2 separate regions of the Homo sapiens genome follow, and region 2 is linked to region 1. Evidence: chromatin loops called from intact Hi-C (ENCODE). Cell type or tissue: endothelial cell of umbilical vein. All regions are shown on one strand. Each heading gives the region's core, and the rest is flanking DNA. Links, peaks and the distances in the headings are about the cores only. Region 1 has its middle 290 kb from the start of TFPI. Region 2 has its middle 54 kb from the start of ZSWIM2.

Evidence for each region. A loop is a pair of places that touch in the nucleus more often than their neighbours do. Peaks named below come from ENCODE experiments on the same cell type or tissue, not always from the same donor. Only the 100,000 strongest peaks of a DNase experiment are listed, where the experiment ranks them.
Region 2: it touches region 1 in a loop (7-fold over the local background); 1 of 110 quality-filtered maps calls a loop at or near these places.

What each region holds. Positions count from the first base shown.
Region 1 is chr2:187,840,786-187,845,195 of GRCh38, reverse strand. No RefSeq gene overlaps it. Among named protein-coding and RNA genes, the nearest start is that of TFPI, 290 kb to the right of the region's middle. In endothelial cell of umbilical vein, for the core only: a CTCF peak has its summit at 1,782 (motif pointing right); a DNase peak (open chromatin) is centred at 1,755.
Region 2 is chr2:186,901,343-186,905,752 of GRCh38, reverse strand. No RefSeq gene overlaps it. Among named protein-coding and RNA genes, the nearest start is that of ZSWIM2, 54 kb to the right of the region's middle. In endothelial cell of umbilical vein, for the core only: no CTCF peak of the experiment used is centred there; a DNase peak (open chromatin) is centred at 2,282.

The DNA.
Region 1 (4,410 bases), core at 230-4,229:
GAGGCTAAGTACTGTATTTCAATTACAATTATTTTTAAATGATGTGACATTCATGTAATAACTCTATAGTAACAGTCTGTCTGAAAAACTCAAGACATGTGTCACAATTTATATGTTTATCCAACTTTAGTTATATTCAAAGGCTTCATATATGTAAAAGAGCTATTCTCATAATACTGGAGGAATATTAGTTTCCAATTTCAACTCTCCTATACTACAACAAACTTTATGCCTTAAAACAACAAATATTTATTATCTTGCAGTTGTGGAGTTCAGACGTCTGAGATGAGTTTTATGTAGCTAAATTCAAGCATTACACAGAGCTGCATTACTTCCCAAGGCTCCAAGAGAGAAATAGTTTCCTTGTGTTTTCCAGCTTTCAGAAGCTGTCTGTATTCCTTGCATCATGGTCCCTTCCTCCATCTTCAATGTGCATCACCCCAACCTCTGCTTCCATAAGGACATCTTCTTTTTCTACTATGCTCCTCTTGCCTCCCTTATATAAGAACCCTCGTGGTTACATTGGACCTGGATAATCCAGGATAACCCCACAAGGTCAAAATTCTTAATTTAATCACATCTTCAAAATCTTTTTTTTAGTATGTAAAGCAGCATATTCACAGGTTCTGAAGACTAAGGTGTGGCTATTTTGGAGCCATTATTCAGTGCACCACACACCCATATAAGAGAACATGGTGATATGCTTCAGAATTTAATATTCTTATAGAATGGTTTATGATTAATGACTGTCATTAGCAGTCTGGATTGTAGTTAGTGAAAATGGTTAATTCTTCTCATGGTGTTATAAACCTTATTCAACCTGACTGTAATCCATCTGTGTTGCTAAAAAAATTTCAACTCAGCTAACTCATTTTGAATGTAAAATATTATTATGATTTTGCACATCAATGTACTCAGCATTTATTCAGTTGGATGACTACATTGTATGTTAGGCATTTGGTAAGGAATGTAGATACAACGATGAATAAAAAGTGATGTCTGTCAAAGATGAACAAGAAGAAACTGTGGGGCAGATAATGTAAACTGTTACAATGTAAAGAAAATCAAAATAGTGTGAAGGAACAGAAAAAGAAAGCATCTTGATAAGAAATACTGGTAAAGACTTCACAGATAAATTAGCAATTCATTTTTATTTTTTTTAAATGGTAAGGATTTTCACCAGTGGTGATACAGAGGGGAGAGATAAAAGGCATTCTAAGAAATTAGAACAATTTGTGAAAAGATGTAGGGCAGAAAACATGTGGTTGAAACAATATTTGCAGGTAGACGAAAGTAAAGCCTGGATGATGTAAATGACCAGACCTTATGGCTTAAAAAACAGGTTAGGATCTGATTTTGAAAAATTTTAATGCCATGCCAAAGAATTGGAGCTCAGCTCAACCATAAAGTGAAGCCACTAAAGAATTCTAAAATGGGATGTGGGTTCTTAGAGATGTGATTTGAGTCTACTATACTGCAGACACTGTTCTAGGTGCTGGGATACAGCATAGAGCCTATACTCTAAGGGCCAGTTAGCAGTCCATTCGTGTGTTCTAGTCTTTTAACTTGATCACTACTTGGTTTTGATCACTTAATACTCCCAATATAAAATATTACATATATAGTGAATATATATGGGTCTATGTGTACACACATACATATTTATAATACTGAATAAGATGAGGGCGCTTTTCATTCTTATGTGTATCTGAAGTGGAGGAATGTAAATTTCTCAGTGGAATTTACCTTTTCCTTTATCCAGAAGGGGGCAGCACATCCCTTGTGTAAGAAGATAACGCTAGCTTTCTCCAGAATGTCTGCATAAGCCAGTTTTTTAAAAATGAGAACCTGAATTTTACCGTGTTTCTTGTCAGCTTAGAAAAAAATTCTTAGTAAAAGTTGCCCACTTAGAAGTACATGAATTCCTTCAGATCAGGGACCGTCTAATCTTACAGTAATTCACGTTCATTTCCCTCTCTGGGTGCCTGATGGAAAATTAAATTCCCCTCCATTCCAGACTCCATGACAACTTTCTTGTGGCTCAATCCTCCACATGGACTTCCTGAGACACTTCGCATATTGATATATATTTTTTCTTTTTTGCTCCAATTCACCTTCACTTATATTAAACCAGCATACAAAGCCATTTGGATATAAACGAATCATAAGACTCAGAAGGCTTTTCTCCTATCTTGCCTTGATTGATACAAAATCATGGACCAAGGCATGACTTTTTCTATCAGTTCTCATCATGCTCTCATTCTTCACGAACTTATAAAATAAAATTGAAGAGATTCTAGATGGCAGTACTAAATGTCTACATTTGCCTTCATGTAAATCAACAACTAAACCACTTATAAACATATGTGTCTTTAAGCTTTGCTTTCAGAATTCCTCCTGGCTTCCCTTTGCACACTGTACGTCAGTTATTCAGGCCATTCAAACTCCTGTCCAATGTGTCCTTGAAATGTTGTGTGACTGATAACATGCCTCTACCTTTTCCTGTCTCACATGGAGCTCATTAGTAGTAGTCCCCAGTGTCTATTGTTGACATCTTCATGTCCACGAGTACCGTTCATTTAACTCCCACTTATAAGTGAGAACATGCGGGATTTGGTCTTCTGTTCTTGTGTTAATTCACTTAGAATAATGGCCTCCAGCTGCATCCATGTTTCTGCAAAGGACATGATTTCATTTTTTATGGCTGCATAGTATTCCATGTTGTATAGGACATGATATCATTCTTTTTTATGGCTGCATAGAATTCCATGATGTATATGAACCACACTTCCTTTATCCAATCCACTGTTGATGGGCACCTAGGCTGATTCTGTCTTTGCTATTGTGAATAGTGCTGCAACGAATATGTAAGTGCATGTATCTTTTTGGTAGAACAATTTATTTTCTTTTGGATGTATATCCAGTAATGGGATTGCTGGGTCAAGTGATATTTCTAAGTTCTTTGAGAAATCTCCAAACTGCTTTCCACAGTGGCCGAACTAATTTACACTCCTATCAACAGTGTATAAGCATTCCCCTTTTGCCACAGACTCACCAGCCTCTGTTGCTTTTAGATTTTTTAATAATTGGCATTCTGACTCATGTGAAATGATATCTCACTGGAATTTTGATTTCATTTCTCTGATGATTAGTGATATGGAGCATTTTTTTCTATGGCTGCTTCTCTGTCTTCTTTTGAGAAGTGTTAGTTCATGTCTTTTGCCCATTTTTCAATGGGGCTATTTGTTTTTTGCTTGTTCAATTATTTAAGTTTCTTATATGGAAACTTTCATGTTTTAATGTCTTTGTTGCTCACATTTTGTTTCCTCTTATAGCTATATTTCTCTAAAGGAAGTTTATCACACAAGGAAAAATTACTAAATATCTTAGAAATATTTTGAAGTGCTTATTAATTAATGATAAGGATAATTTAGAATAATTACATTTACAAATAATGTTTATAATACTGATTAATATCCTAAATGTAAAAAAATCCACATTTCTACATACAATTATATATCTAACATACACGTATGGAATGTGCTTTCTATTTAGAGTTGGGAAGATATTTTGCTAGGATTCACTAGACCATGTTAAAGTCAGCCAAAACATTATTATAGTTGTCAATGTAAGCATTTCTTGTGAAATGCAGAATAGATTTTAATATTTATTCATTAATTAGCTAAAACTATTGATCTATTTTGTTATTATGCAAATGTATTCCAGGTAAAAATCTACCATAATTCTGCAGACAAGTGTATCTAAATTATGCATAATACTCTAATTCTTCCATACAATGTACAAGCGGTGGATTAAGAAAAAGGACAAAATAAGCTTTTTAATATGTTTTCTGCTGTGCTCAGTGAGTACATTAAAATTATGTCCCCTTTTTCCCACACTTGCTTGAGCTGTTAACAAAAGCATAAAGATTACGATTGCCAAATCTGTCCAGTCTATAAATCAAATTAATTATTTTCTCAATCATTTCAGATCTTTGTTTCAATTTTAATAAGTTAGAATAGTTTATCTGGCCAAGGAACTTCCAACAAAGTTTGCTTTATTTTGTTAATAGGACAGATTATGTTGATGAATTTTTGAATGGTAAAATCAGCCTTGCATTCCTAGAATTAATCTTACTCAATCATGCTATATTTATACTGGATTTGAATTGCAGTATTTTGTTTAGGATTTTTATTTTATTTATATTTTCAAGAGAAATCCTGGGCTCTTTTTTATTTTACTTTCTTCTGTGTGTGTGTGTGTGTGTGTGTGTACACATGAGCATGTGTCTGTATGCTGCCTTTGGTGTTGGTATTGGGTAATGCTAGCCTTGTATAATAAATTGGGAGTTTTGCTACCTTCTCTGTTTTTTGAAAAAGACTGTGTAGGCCAGCTGCGGTGGCTCACGCC
Region 2 (4,410 bases), core at 269-4,268, 940 kb after region 1:
CTGACTGTTAGAAGAAAAAGAAACAATAAAAAGTAGGATGAGAGGGCATTTACTTGTTTCACGCTTATATTTTCTTTCATATTTTGATTTGTTTCATCCCTTCTATTAATATCAATTATTTTCTCTTCTCCGATCTTTTACATTTATGTAAATCACTTTAAATTCATTTTTAAACAAGCTAGATTGAAATGATTAAGTAAATGGCAGGTGTACGACAGATATCTTTTCAATAATTAAAGAATGGTATTCATTATTGAACTTTAAATTGAATTCATACATATGCTTTTGTTGTAAAATTTTCTTGCCTTACATTAAGTAAATTAATGTGTTCTTTAATTTTCTATCACTAATACAAGTTCAATAATAAAAGTGATAGACCCAACAAGACCAAGTGCTAGAACTTCCTTTCATAGGTATTATATTTTATATTTGTATTATTTTACATGAAAAGAAATTTTTCCTGAGGCTAATTCTAGTAGTTTAGCAACTCACTAACTAATATGGGATTTTAGAATTGTGCTATTTAAAATAAAAGTATAACTTGTATTTCTCCCTGTAAAATAACTGTGATCTAACTGCTCTGAGGCTATGTGTTTAGAATCACTTCTTTTGAATTTTTATTACAAATGACCCATCATAATCATACTTTAATAAGCTTAAACCACATGAGGGAAAAAAATAACTGTGGGAAACTTTGGGAGCAGTGGGTGGGGTGGGGAAGCTCTGCCATTTTTTCAGGATTCCCAGAAGTTTGAATGGAGTTAGCTGATGTGTTAATAGCTAAGGCATTAAAAACAGTAACAAGTGTTTCTTTTGCAGGTCAGAGTTCCTACTGTAAAATCAAAGTTTAAAAATGGTAAGTAGTCAGCAAAATTCTTCAGATAAATTTAACTAGAAATGACTTGTAGCCAAGACCCACATTTTTATTGAATAGTTTCCATAGATATTCCAAAAAACAAAATTTTTAGGTCATTTAATATCTATATATTTCATGAGAAGTGAGAAAGGATTTATATATTAAGCTATATAATTTATTTTAATAAATATCTTGCTCTACACATGTTGCTGTACAATATCTTGCTCCCACATCTTTGTGGGAATTTTAGATAAGGAAAACAATCCACAGCTACATTCAAGCTTAAAAAAATGTGTTGTACAATTGCAAGATGAAATCAACCAAAGTGCCCATCAATCAATAAGTGGATAAAGAAAATATGGTGTATACATGCCATGGAATACTACTCAGCCATAAGGAATGAAATAATGTATTTTGCAGCAACTTGGATGGAACTGAAGGCCTTTATCCTAAGTGAAGTACCTCAGGAATGGATGGGTACAATGTACACTATCCAGGGGATGGGTACGATGTACACTATCCAGGGGAGGGGTACGATGTACACTACCCAGGGGATGGGTACGATGTACACTATCCAGGGGACGGGTACACTAAAAGCCCAGACTTCACCACTACAAAATTTATCCATATAACCAAAAACCATTCATGCCCATAAAGCTATCAAAATAAATAAATTAAATTAAAAACATGTTGTAGCATCAGTTCATCATAATGTCTGTCTTTTATTCATAAAGCAAAACATATGCATTACCCATTCAATATTAAGTTTGGGAACCTCTTTTCTTAAATAGCAACAGATTCTCAAGTCTTAGCCCTTTATTTTTAAGCTGGAAGAAGCAATCTTCTGGGGAAATTATACCTATTCTGTTAAAGAATATAAGAAAAACATACTGATGTGATGAAAAAGGGATTTCACAAATTTTCATTTCTTAAGAAACTTTACAAAGATCAGCAATGTTGTACTTTCCATAGGAGATATTTTACACTTTTTCTCAAAACCATCTAATGATGTGTGGAATGTCAAAGTATATAAAGTGATTGTGTGCACTTTAGCACACAGCTTTTTCAGGAAAACAATAAAATTAGAAGGGAAAACAGTGAACTTTCATAAGTTACAGAAATCCTAGAAAAGGAATTTCAAGTTTTTCTCCTAAAAGCTTATTTTTCACCTTTGAAACATATTTCATTATTATGTTGCATCATTGTCAATAAAAAGCTTTGTTGCAATAACCTAAATGCTAAAAACATGATAGCTAACTCAGGCAGATTAGCCAACCTGTATAAAAAATACACTCAGATGTTTTGCAAAATGATCGTGTATTAAATGCAAAGATTCTAATATTTTCATGAATTTAACTTTTATTTGCTTGACTACACTGTCATGTCAGTTCCAAATTAAGTGTTAATAAAGGAATTCTTAGATGAATTAGGGAAAAGGTAAATAATTTCATCATCAGCACTCAAGGGGGTTCTTTTTATACAACTTATCTTGGGAAAAGTTTGAAAATATATAAAATTAAGCAGAGCTCTTACTCCCTCTTGTGATAGCTAAGTGAAATGTAAATGCTGCGTAAGAATTTTAACAAGGTTTTTAATGAAATTCCCCAAACCTGGCTAGATTATAAATGTAAATGCAATTCAGCTAATAGAAAACACTTCACACTTCTTAAGAGAATTTTAAGTATTGAAAGAGAAATTCATCATAACTTAGTGACAGTATCAAAAATTTACTATTTTGTGTTTCTTTTTTATTTTAATTCAACATGCATATCTTTAAATGTCTAAATTTCTTGATGCACAAAAATAGAGTGCAAGATAAAAACTAAGCAGCAAAATTATTCAGATGATTTTAACTAGAAATCACTTGTTTCAAAGGGCCGCATTTTTACTGAATAGTTTCCACAGGGTATTTGTACTTTAATATGAACAAAGAGAGGTGACAGAAGTAAAGAATTGTTAACCTGAAAACACTGAAAGGCCCAGATTCACAGAAATGCTCCAGGATGCACAGTTTAGTAACCTCAACATAAATGTCTCCTTTTGGGTTCTCAAAAGCCAAATGAGATAAACCAGTTTGTCTGAATTAAAATATAAGGAGGTTGAAACCTATCTTAGATGCACTCTTCCCTGTCCAACAGCCCTGCTGTCTGCCTCAGCGTTGAGGCTTTATCTCCCTCTTTTCCAAGGATCCAATGTTTTCTATAGAGTCCTAGCACTGAGGTATAGGCTTAAACCTCACCCTAGTCAATGTCTTATCACACCATCTCTCATGCCTCTTAAAAGGCCATAACACACTCTATCCACTCTTTTTGTGACCAGCTGTCAGAATTGTATTACCATAGAGAAGAATAAATAAACACACCACGTGCACAAACACAAATGTTTGCTTGTCATGTTCGATAATTGCATTTAACAGGGAGTTCTTGGAGATATACTTTAATCCAAAATAATGATAGCATTTTAGGTGCCACTGTAAAAGGAACAAAACTATTGACCATCTACTTTAGCAGGTACTTTATTTGGAACTTTATATACATTGTCTCATTTAACCTACATGACAGCCCTGTGATGCAAGCTTAATTGTCTTCGCTTTACAGATTAAAAACTAAGTGGTGAGGGATTTCCAAGATGGCTGAATAGGAACAGCTCCGGTCTGCAGCTCTCAGCACGATCGTCACAGAAGATGGGTGGTTTCTGCATTTCCAACTGAGGTAACTGATTCATCTCATTGGGACCAGTTGGACAGTGGGTGCAGCCCACGGAGGGCAAGCTGAAGCAGGGGGTGGGAGGTGTGTCGCACGCCCAGGAAGTGCAAGGGATTGGGGGATTTCCCTTTCCTAGCTAAGGGAAGCTGTGACAGACTACCTGGAAAAACGAGGCACTCCCGCCCAAATACTGTGCTTTTCCCAAGGACTTAGCAAATGGCAGACAAGGTGATTCTCTCCTGTGCCTGGTTCGGCGGGTCCCATGCCCACAGAGCCTTGTTCACTGCTAACACAGCAGTTTGAGATCGATCTGCAAGACAGCAGTGTCTGCCATTGCTGAGGGTCGTCTGCCATTGCTGAGGGGCATCCTCCATTGCTAAGGCTTGAGTAGGTAAACAAAGCAGCCAGGAAGCTTGAACTGGGCGGAGCCCACTACAGCTCAACAAGGCCTACTGCCTCTAGACTCCATCTCTGTGGGCAGGGGATAGCTGAACAAAAGGCAGCAGACAACTTCTGCAGACTTAAATGTCTCTGTTGGACAGCTCTGAAGAGAGCAGTGGTTCTTCCAGCATGGCATTTGAGCTCTGAGAACGGACAGACTGCCTCCTCAAGTGGGTCCCTGACCCCCCATGTAGCCTAACTGGGAGACACCTCCCAGTAAGGGCTGACAGACACCTCATATAGGTGGCTGCCTCCCTGGGACAAAGCTTCCAAAGGAAGGATCAGGCAGCAATACTTGCTGTTCTGCAGCCTCCTATGGTGATACCCACCAAAACAGGGTCTGGAGTGGAACTCCAGCAAACTCCAACAGACTGCAGCTGAGGGACCTGACTGTTAGAAGGAAAACTA